2 separate regions of the Homo sapiens genome follow, and region 2 is linked to region 1. A link is a loop called in an ENCODE intact Hi-C map of the cell type or tissue named here. Cell type or tissue: prostate gland. All regions are shown on one strand. Links, peaks and the distances in the headings refer to the core of each region. The heading gives the core; the rest is flanking DNA. Region 1 overlaps SLC24A3 (solute carrier family 24 member 3). Region 2 overlaps LOC101929547 (a long non-coding RNA gene).

Region 1 (5,383 bases), core at 330-5,329:
ATTGAGGCAGCACACGATAGTGCACAGGCTTTGTCCTGTAATCATTTATCTCTGCTTTTTATAATAAACTGAAAACTGTGTATTCGAGGTGGAAGTGATTAGATTCTTAGCTCTGGAGGGAAGGGAGAAATGGGTATGTGGTTCTTGATTAACCTAAACCAATTGAGTAACTAGTTCCTTTGCCACAATGATTGGTTCAGGGATGGTCAGGTAACCTGAGTTGGCTCAATCAGATTTTTGTTTGATGATGCTATGGGGGGATGGGGAATGAGATGTGGTGGCCAAGGAGACATCCTCTTTCTCTTTCCTGGCCAAAGTGGTATGTGTACCTGAGGCCTGAAAATGCTACAGCTATTTTCTGCCATTAAAAAAAAAAAACTAGTATGAGGAAGGAAACAGAGGAGATTAGAGATAAAAGAATCACAACAATGGGGCTGGAAGTCCTGATCAAGTCATACCTGATGTCCACTTTCCTTTGCATTTTTCAGAGACATCTATAAATTTCCTTCATTTAAGAAGCCAGTTAGAGTTGGGATTTTTTTTTTGTTGTTACCTGAAACTGAAAGCTTCTAATTAGTCTAGATGTGGATCTGAGAATGAATCTGACTTCAGGAGATCGTATCAAAGAAGTGGAACAAGCAAGACACACGTTTTGTGAGCCCAGATCAAAGCTAACACAGAGATCTGGGGTGAAGTTGTAGAGGCAATGAAAACAGAGCAGCACAGAGCCAGGTGGGTGGCCTTAGCAGAACTCTGGGCCTGGGACCAACAGCATCTGTCAGGGGGAGATCAGGTGTGGGGCCCTGTCAGGACCTGGCCTTGAGGGGGTTGGGGTGGGGATGGCCAGAGAAAAGAAACTATGAGGGGACAGTGCAAGAGACAGCCTCAGGCAGATGGTCAGTCATAAGACTGGGGCCTCAGCAGGACTGTCTACCTTTCCTGGACCAACTGCTGGAGGCTGCCTCTCATCCAGGGCCACGCTTGGTCTAGAACGTGATGAGAGCTGAGCCTGCAGATGGAGCTGAAGCAGGTGAGCTGCTCTTCTGATTCAGTTGGCCTTGGGCTAGGGCTGGGGCTCTGCTTCTAACAGGAATCTGCCTCCTGATGCCACAGCCTGCAGAAGATGCCGGGAGAAACCCAGTTTTACTGGGTGTGATGGAATTCACTGGCTGCCTCAGCTGGACCTGACCTTGGCCTTGGTCTACTCCTGCACTTCACATTCTGCTCTCTGCTACTCACAGGATCATGTACGGAAGCACGCTGGCTCCTGGATGAGGCCTTCTGCCACACCTGCCCTCTTGGTTTCTCAACAGATCACTTGCTCTCTTCCTTGCAATTTCATCTCCCTCCCTGGAATGGATGTTAGGCCTCCAGCCCCTATTTTTAGGTTTGGCAGCACTATGGGTGTGTGGTTTTTGGCCTCCCCTGTCCTCTGTCCCCAGCTTCTTGGAAAATCTGGATGCATCTCAGGATTGGAACAGGGGAGCTGTGTGTTGGGTTTTGTCTGGGGAACAATAAGATAGAAATCAAGGTGTACGGGGTAAGCTGGGGCAGCCTGTGGGTGTCCCGCTGTGTTTATCAGCCTGAGTCCTCCATCTGTGGTGGAAGCAAAAGCCCAGCTGTGGGAGATGCCATCTGAGTATAAGAGAAACTTCTAGCTGCACATTGTTTGTGCTAAGTAAAATATTAGGTTGGTGCAAAAGTAATTGCGGTTTTTGCCATTACTTTCAATGGCAAAAACCGCAATTACTTTTGCACCTATCTAATACTTCCATTGTAGCAGGGGCTACCACCATTTTGCTGATGTGTCTGTTTTCTTGGCATTGACCCCAGATCCTACACTCAAAACTTCCAAAGAACACATAAAATCCAAGGCTAATCATAAGAATGCAATGATAACATCTGGAGGTTTTTAAATCGTAGATTCCCCCTTTTGGAAGGAGAATGGAATTTATAACCAACTGATGTGAGCTCAAATTCAGTCTTAACTACCAGACAATAGACTCTTTGCCATCTGGGGAATACTGAATCCCCCAGTATCCATTTCCTTGCCTGTAAAGAAGGATGATAACTATCTTAAAACTCAGTGGGTGTATTTCCGCAAATATTTTTACAGAATCTAGTGTGGTGCCTGAACGTTAGAGAAGCTTAATAAACAGTAGCTGGTATTTTTAACATTAGAGAAAATTCTTTAAATGCAAGATGTCCTGGCCCTAGACACTTTATAGTCTGCCTAGTACTAAAGCTTGTGTTTCATCCAAGGGAGCTGAAGATGAGACCCAGGAAGTGTATTGTTTTAAAGTCTTTGTCTTGAGTTCATAGCAAATGTTTTACTATGAGCTCACTCATATTTCCCCACCTTTACCATTTCAGGCCCTTTCCACTGCTGTCCCCTAGATCTCTTTGCCTGGGGGTTTTCCCTGGGCCCCAAGGTCCACTCCGCCTGAGCCCAGCAAGCTGGAATGCTGGGGAATTAATATCCCTTAAGTGCAGTCTTTAACCAATGAATGATGGAAGCTGGTGGAGAAATACTCTAGCTCCCCCGCCTCCTTACATGAGATAACTTAGTGGCTCTCCAGTTAAACTGTCTCCCAGTTCCCACAGAAGAATTAGATCTCTGTTACCCACAGTGATAACTGGCTTGCTAACACACTTTCCTCCACTGCTTTCTCTTCCTTGCCTTCCTTCCACACTGTCCCACAAGCACTTCCTGGGATCACCTTTCAAATCAACTGTTTGCACTTGAGTCCTTGCTTAGAGTCTCTTGGGGAAGCCCAAATGCAGGTGGATTTCAATTCAGAGGTGCAATCTTTGGGTGCTGCTAGGGTTTGTTTAAACGAGCCAGTATTATTTGAAGAAAGGCAAACCCAGCCAAGATGAGATGGGCCTTGCCAAAGAACATCAGGCACATTTTAAGCATGCCAGTAGGGCTGATGTTGGAGCTCTTTATTATAAACTAGAGCCATCTGCCGGCCTGTAATAACCTGAATATGAAAGTCCTAACCTGGGATGCAGTTAAACTGCATAATTTCTGTTTGTGGTTAGGCATTTAAATCTTAACATGCTCTGAACGGCAGATCGAAATTCACAAGTACATTGTTTTACAAAACTGGCATGAAGTCCCTTCAATACAACGTACAAGATACATTAGTATGTTGCATCAAGAGCTCGGTGTTTTCTCTTTGTTGTTATTATTCTTCGTTTTTAAATAAAGGAAACTTGTAGGACCACAGCCTTGTAAATGTCTTGAAGTGATGCCAAGAACCTCTCTATAAGCCACTTTCTAAAAAGCAATTTCCTTTTTGTCCCATAAAACTCCCCAAAGCACCTTAGGTGAACACCAAAGCGAGGGTTATGTTTGCAAACTGCAAATACAGCAGACATTTAATTACACTGAATTCATCAAAACCCTAATTGAGACAGGAACTCAAACCTTATAGCTTAATTACTTTAATTTCAGATGGATAACAGACTTGGTCATGTGCAACCCTCCATGCTGAAATTCATAGAGGGAGGCCCACGGGCACTCGCTGGTAATTCTCCCAGCCAAATGAAAGTGCAGATCAACATAAATAAAATGCTAAGTGAAATCCATGATTGGATTTATTAATCGCTTCAATTCCCAATATCCAGCCTTTGCCGTAACATTCCACTGCACCAACTCCACCGCCTGGGAGAGCTTCTCCCTGTTTGAGGCTGGGAAGCTGTCATTTCTTTTTTTTCACCTCCCACTGGTAGACAGCACAGAAGTAAGTACTAGTCCTTTGAGACTGTTTTTCTACGAACATCTCCTTACTTTGATTTACATTTAGAAGACCTTCTCCCTGACTATCCCTTTCCTTCCCACTGAGTATCCTGTGTCTGTTAATTAAGCTGTGGACACCCTTGACTGTTAGATAAGTTCCATCAATGAGTTGGTCAAATTATCACAGTGACCTAGGTGGAATTTGGAGGTGAGAACCCCAGGGATGCGTATTCTGAGCATAGCTAATGGTGTCTAACTGAGACTGACTTACCATGTAGAGCAGGTCTATTAATGCTGAACATGCTACAATTCATCTTGATGGCAACACTAGGAAGTAGGTGTGCTTGTACCCACTCTATAGATGAGAAAAATGAGGCTTTGAGAACATAAGTAACTTCTCCAGGGTTCCACAGCCAGAAAATGGCAGAATCAGGATTTAAACCCAGACCCGTCTGATTCCCCAGCCCATGTTCTTCCCAAAACATAATTTTGCTTCCTCTGCAAAGACTTGAAGGATCCTACAAAACCCTGAGCTGGATGGCCTTGAAAATCTCCAGTTTGGCACATGACAGGAAAGTCAGAAGGAAAGGTTGGCATCCAGAGTCATCGCGTGGACTGTGGACTGCTTCTCCCAACAGTCATGGTTGTTACTTCTGTCCATGGCTACAGGGTTGTGAGGTGAGCCAGCAAAGACCTTCTGGGGTGAGTCAAGGGACAGACACCAGCATTTTTTGGAGTTCAGGGAGCCCTTTGCCTTTGATGCAGGTGTTCCAACCAAGCTGGGATGAACCGCGTTACTAATGAGTGATGAGCCACACATGCATCCAAGCCATTTCATAAGTAATTAGTTGTGTGGCACTGACTAGATGCTCCCCAGTCATTTGTTTCATTTCTCTACATTATCTCTCTTCCTTTGGGCTTGCTTGTGAATCAAGCTTCAGGTACAAATGATGAATGAACTAATGACAACACTAATAACAGCCAGACTAATAACCATACTGCTGATGGTGACAATGCCAATTAGGAGAGTGCTAACAGCGACAGACTCTTCTGCTGGGTGCAACTGTTCATCTGTGGAAGGCCACAAGCAGGTGTCCAAGGCAAAGGAGAGCCAGGGAAGTGCAAATAGCACCAAAGGCAAAGGCAGAGACTCATTTTTTAAAAAAATACTAACTACATTTATGGGAGATTTAAAAAGCACATATTGTGGGTACACAAAATCTAAGACATGAGCTCATTGACTGAGAGGATGAGAAGAGGGAAATCATTCAGTCTAAGGAGCTGAGCAGAGCTCAGTCACCATGTACTGGGAGCCCCTTTTCCAGATAGAAGGGACCCATCCACCTGTGGGCCCTGGAGCTGAATCCCGATGAGATCCAGGTGTCCCTCTGCGTGTCACCTGAAGGCAACTGACACACCAGGCAATCCAGACAAATCAATAGGCACGAAGATGACGGAAGTAAAAATGGGCAGTGGAGAATGCAATGGTGGACCCGGGGTATCCTGCATGGAGACCCTCGAGTCTACATCAGTGGAACGGGCAGCATGGGGTGCCCCTTGCCGCTGCTGTGGGGTGAGGGCCCTGGCAAAGGGTAGGGGGAAGGCTGCCCCGGGGCTTTCCTTAGCCCCCTGACCCAA
Region 2 (5,383 bases), core at 238-5,237, 380 kb after region 1:
AGTTCGAGGCCAACCTGGCCAACATGGTGAAACTCCGTCTCTACTAAAAATACAAAAATTAGCCAGGCAGGGTGGCGCATGCCTGTAATCCCAGCTACTCAGGAGGCTAAGGCAGGAGACTCTCTTGAACCCGGAAGGTGGAGGTTGCAGTGAGCCGAGATCACGACACTGCACTCCAGCCTGGGTGGCAGAGCGAGACTCTGTCTCAGAAGAAAAAAAAAAAAAAAAGAAAATGTGTTGAAGTATAACATACATGAGGCAAAACGCACACAGCTTAAGCATTAACTCAATGACTCTGTATATACGTATACATCCTCACAGGTTCCAGACCAAGACATGGAACATTTCCTGCTCTCCCTGAAAGTCTCCCTGTGCCAGCCCCTCACCAGGCAATAATTCCCCAGAGATAGTGCCTCTTCCCAACCCTGTACCCTAGATCATTGTTGCCTGTCCTTGAACCTCAGATAAAGGGAGGCTCCTTTTGCCCATCTTCGTTTTTGTGATGTCTGTCCATTGTGGTGTGCATAGCTGTGATTTGTTCTTTTTCACACTGTGAAGGTGTAGGTGGTTTTCACCTGATGCTTCAGTTCCCTTCCAACTTTAGTATAAGCCAAGAATAATCAAACCACTACATCTGGATCAGAGACAAATGACCTCCCAGATTGGCTAGTTTTGTAAGGAACTTCAGTTGAAATTGAAACAGTCATCAGCTGCTTCTCAAACCAGCTACACTACATAAGGAGGAGCCCAAGGGAAACTGCAGGACAACAGGTCCACTGGGAAACTTCAGGGGGCCAAGCTGTCAAAGACAAGCACAGAAAAATTCCTGCAATGTGCGTTAGACCTTGAGGCAGCTTTTAATGGCAAAAGTCAGTACAACCCATTTCCTTTTTCTCTAAATGAGAGGAAAGTAGAATAGGTTCCATCAGGAAAGAGTCACACCCAGGCCATGACAAACTCATGGAGGATCCTGTCAATCAAATTCCTTTCTGCTGGGCAGAAAAAGTATGTGGGAGCTTGTTAGTAAGGTGCATTCCCAACCTATCCTGAGGATGTGGGACTCAGGAAGCCCAACAATCTGCCCTATTTACAAGGTCCCAGGTATCCTTTCATATTAAGATTTGAGACCTGCTGTTTCAGAGAAAGGGACAGCTTGGCATGTATTTTTTGGTAAATCCTGGAGGGCAAGTCTAAAAAGCAAAAAATATACCGCCCAGCACCTATTTGTTGATATTTTAAATTGACTTGTTTGGGGTGTTTGGAAGAAATAAAGACAGAGTATGAAAACACAACCTGTAGCTATGTCTATATGTATTTCATTTTTCACTTGAGTACTATGTTTCTTAAAGACTCCTGTAAGAAATAATTCAGAACCACATAAATAATAAAGAGATTAAAATTTTAAATCCACAGAGGACAAACATTAAGTATTCACAATTTGAGGAATTTGTTCATTCTGTCAGGATCATTCAGAAAGAAAACACATACATGCCACTAATTTAATTTTGCCCTCGTAAACTTGGGCAGACAAGGTGCTGAGTGTGGCAGAGGAGCCTGGGGAGAGCCCTGAGGGCTTATTTTTGTTAATATACAAATATTAGGCTTAGGTATCCTATATTTTAAATCAAGACAATAGATCTAAAAAATGTTTTAGCATTTTGAAATTTCAAAACTTCATCCTGGTAGACCATGATATGCAGTACATCTTAAGTGGAAAAAAAAAGAAGCTACACTATGAATTGTATAATCCCATTTTTGTAAAGTTAAGCAAAATCATCTCTCTCTCTCTATCTCTGATTACTTTGGGATGTGGGATTACAGGATTTGGGGTTGGGGATCAGAGAATGTAGAGGGACTTTCACTTTTTATTTTATACTCTTCCATAGCTTTAAAATTATTTTTCTTCCATCAGTATGTCCAATTTTATTAATTAAAAAAATAAAGAAAAATTAAAAGAATCTGCTCATGTGTAAGCAGTTAAGGCAAGTTGACTTAAATGAAAGGAATTGAAATGGTTTGACTTTGGCAGGGTTGAGCATGAGGCTAGGCTGGGCCTCCAGGCCTGGCTTCCAAGGAGCTGCTCCTCCCTGCCATGGCTGGCAGCTCTGTGCCCGAGGCTCATTCGGAGGAGCCCTGAGATGACAGGGGAAAGGCAGCCCAGCCAGGTGGTCTGCTACGGCTGGAGCAAGAAGCTGGAATTCTGATTCTGATTTGGCCACAGATCTAAAGTATAGTCCATTCCTCCCCTGTGCCTCAGTTTCCTCAATGGTAAAAGATGATGCCAACCTTTCCACAGAAGGGTGCTTTGCGGCAATGAAGCATTTTGAAAATACAAAACATTCAGATGAGAGAGATGCCAAAGTCAGTTGGCTCTTTGTACTTTAGACAGCCCTGTGTTATTCTGATGGGGATAATCACAGCAAACCCCTCTTGCCCAGGGCCTCAAATCTGACTGCGGAATCCACTTCAAGCCCAGCTCAGCTGTCCAGTGCAAAAACTTGAGTGGTAAACACATGACCCATCACCAAGTCGTCATCCTCAGAGAGACCTGAGGCTAATGGGATGGTCTCACGTTATACAGTGCTGTGTCCATCTCCTCATCTCAGTTCATCGCCCAGGTTTCCAGCCCCAGAACTGCAGAATGATTGGGTCCAGATGCTCTTCCTAGGATCGCTGTGGCGGTGCGCCCCCTGGTGGCAGCGGTAATTCTCCTGCTGGGGGATTTCTGTGTGCCTGAGATGTGTTTCCTACCTGCCCTTGACTGGTTCAGCTTAATCTTTGACTTCACAGCCTCATTTCTTTCCACATTTCCAGTCAGGTGACATGTGACATTAAGATGACTGGTGTGTCGCATGCAGCTCTTCCTGTCTCCCGAGTTTGTTTCACTGGCAAGAGTTTCTCAAAGAGTTCCTTTAGGTACTTAAATATTTCACTTTTTAAAAATTAAGTCCCTTTCTTTGAAAGTTTATGCCAGAAATAGACAGGACTCATGCATAGCATTTTCTTTCCAATCATTTAAGTTCTTGGTACTCCAAATGTTGTCCCTGGACCAGCAGGCACTAGGAGTTGGTGGCATGACCTGGGAGTTAGTTAGAAAGGTAGACTCCTGGGACCACTGCATTAGAACTTGCATTTTAACAAAATGCACAGATTGAAAAGCATAGATTTGGTTGATATTTCCTCATAGATGAGATGACTAGGAATTCATAACTACCCGTATTCATAGCTAACTATATGTTACAGCACTCACGATTACACATACCTTTTCATTTTTTCAACTTTCCACGTTTCATTTGCTTTTAAACACCTCTTAAATATGGAAAACCACAAGAACCAAATTCCCAACGTTTAAGCATTTAAAGTAGTCTACAAGCAATAGCTTCTAAAGTCTCCAAGGAATAAGAATTCCAGCTACAGCATCAAACATTTAGCTGAGAATAGCAACACACCCTATTCCATATAATATTGAAAAGAAAAATTTCGACGTTAAATCCCACATCATTGTAAACTATGTTAGTTCAACAACACCAGTGCATAATGCATTTTAAACACAAAACAGGGTATAACTTAAACTCTGATGAATAAGTATCATGAGAATTTGAGCATATCTTGGTGAAATCATTTTTATTTTTTCAAAGTGTTCCTACCCATAGTCGGCATTAGTCATGTTCTCATTAAAATACCATGTCCAAAAATATCAAGTTTTTGAGTAAGATGACAAAAATTATTAAACGAATAAAAATTATTCCTTTGAGATGCTAAAAAGTAGATATAACTTTTTTTTTTTTTTTGAGACAGAGCCTTGCTCTGTTGCCCAGGTTGGAGTGAAGTGGCACAATCTTGGCTCACTGCAACCTCCGCCTCCTAGATTCAAGCCATTCCCCTGCCTCAGTCTCCCAAGTAGCTGAGACTAAGGGCATGTGCCACCACGTCTGGCTAATTTTTGTATTTTTAGTAGAGATGCAGTTTCACTATGTTGGCCAGGCTGATCTAGAACTCCCGACCTGAAGTGGTCCTCCCGCCTTGGGTACAACCATTTTTGTTTAACTTTTTATTTTGAGCTAATTTTGGCCTTACAGAAGTCATAAAAATAGTACAGAGAATCCCAAGAGGCCCTTCATGGATCTCATCCTAATGTTATCACTTTGTGTATGGATGGTAAAATAACGAGAGCTACAAATTAACGTAGCAACAATAGTACTAAATAAACTACAGAACTTATTCAAGTTTCATAAATTTTTCCCCAGTCTTTCCTTACTTTCATGACTTTGACACTTTTGAGTACGAATGATTTATTTCACAAATGCCCCTCAATTTAGTTTTGTCTAATATGTTCTCATTATCTGGATGAGGTTATGCATCATGGTAATGGAATTATGCCATGTCCTTCTCATTGCCTCATACCATGGGATTTCTGATGTCAATATGTCTTATTATTCGTGCTAACCTTGATAACATGGAGTTAATATTTTGGGAAAGGTACTTTGAAGCTATGCAAATTTTGTTTCTCTTCAAAATTTCACCCGCTAATTTTAACATCCATTGATGAATCTTATCTGCAACAATGATTACTGCGGTATTCAACTGTCATGTAAATAGTTATTTGCCATTTTTCTGAAGCATTGAATGACAACTAGAAAAGAGAGCTGTGCTCAAACAATGAACAACGAGGAATGGGGAGAGGAAAACAGAAGGGCCCCTCTACAGGTTGTATTTTCTTTTTTCATTCTTTGTAGAGACAGGATCTTGCTAGGCTGATCTTGAACTCCTGGCCTCAAGCAATACTCCTGCATCAGCCTCCCAAAGTGCTGGGATTATAGGCATGAGCCACCATGCCTGGCCCAGGTTGTATTAATAGCAACAACAGCAAACCCTAAGGAAGAGGAAGAATATGATTTTCAGACTTGTCATGTTATGTTACTGGAGATGTTCAGTTGTCAATTAAAAATTTTTAGACATGTAAAGAAACAAGAAAGTATAACCCATAACAACAACTACCAGAAGTTAACATACAGTGTCTGAGGAAGCCCAGATATTGGACACACTAGACAAATACTTTACTTTTATTTTTTTTATTTCAGTAGGTTTTTGGGGAACAGGTAGTGTTTGGTTACATGAATAAGTTTTTAAGTGGTGTTTTCTGAGATTTTGGTTACCCATCACCTGAGCAGTGTACACTGTACCCAATGTGTAGTCTAGACAAAGATTTTAAATCAACTATTTTAAATATGTTTGAAGAATTAAAGAAACCATGTCTTTAAATGTCTTACAAAATAGAAACTTTCAATAAAGAGATAGAAACTGCTTTTAAAAATAAGACAAATAGAAATTCTGAAGTTGATGAGTGCAATAACTGAAATAAGAAATTCACTGGAGGTTTTCA

What was found. A loop is a pair of places that touch in the nucleus more often than their neighbours do. Peaks named below come from ENCODE experiments on the same cell type or tissue, not always from the same donor. Only the 100,000 strongest peaks of a DNase experiment are listed, where the experiment ranks them.
Region 2: it touches region 1 in a loop (6-fold over the local background); 84 of 110 quality-filtered maps call a loop at or near these places.

What each region holds. Positions count from the first base shown.
Region 1 is chr20:19,586,489-19,591,871 of GRCh38, reverse strand. All of the region lies in intron 6 of SLC24A3 (solute carrier family 24 member 3), which reads right to left. Among named protein-coding and RNA genes, the nearest start is that of RIN2, 170 kb to the left of the region's middle. In prostate gland, for the core only: no CTCF peak of the experiment used is centred there; a DNase peak (open chromatin) is centred at 2,881.
Region 2 is chr20:19,203,428-19,208,810 of GRCh38, reverse strand. LOC101929547 (a long non-coding RNA gene) reads left to right here. Exons shown (of 3, transcript XR_007067549.1): 3 at 1-1,292. Among named protein-coding and RNA genes, the nearest start is that of SLC24A3, 6.5 kb to the left of the region's middle. RefSeq lists an enhancer at 804-1,362. In prostate gland, for the core only: a CTCF peak has its summit at 2,701 (motif pointing left); a DNase peak (open chromatin) is centred at 2,690.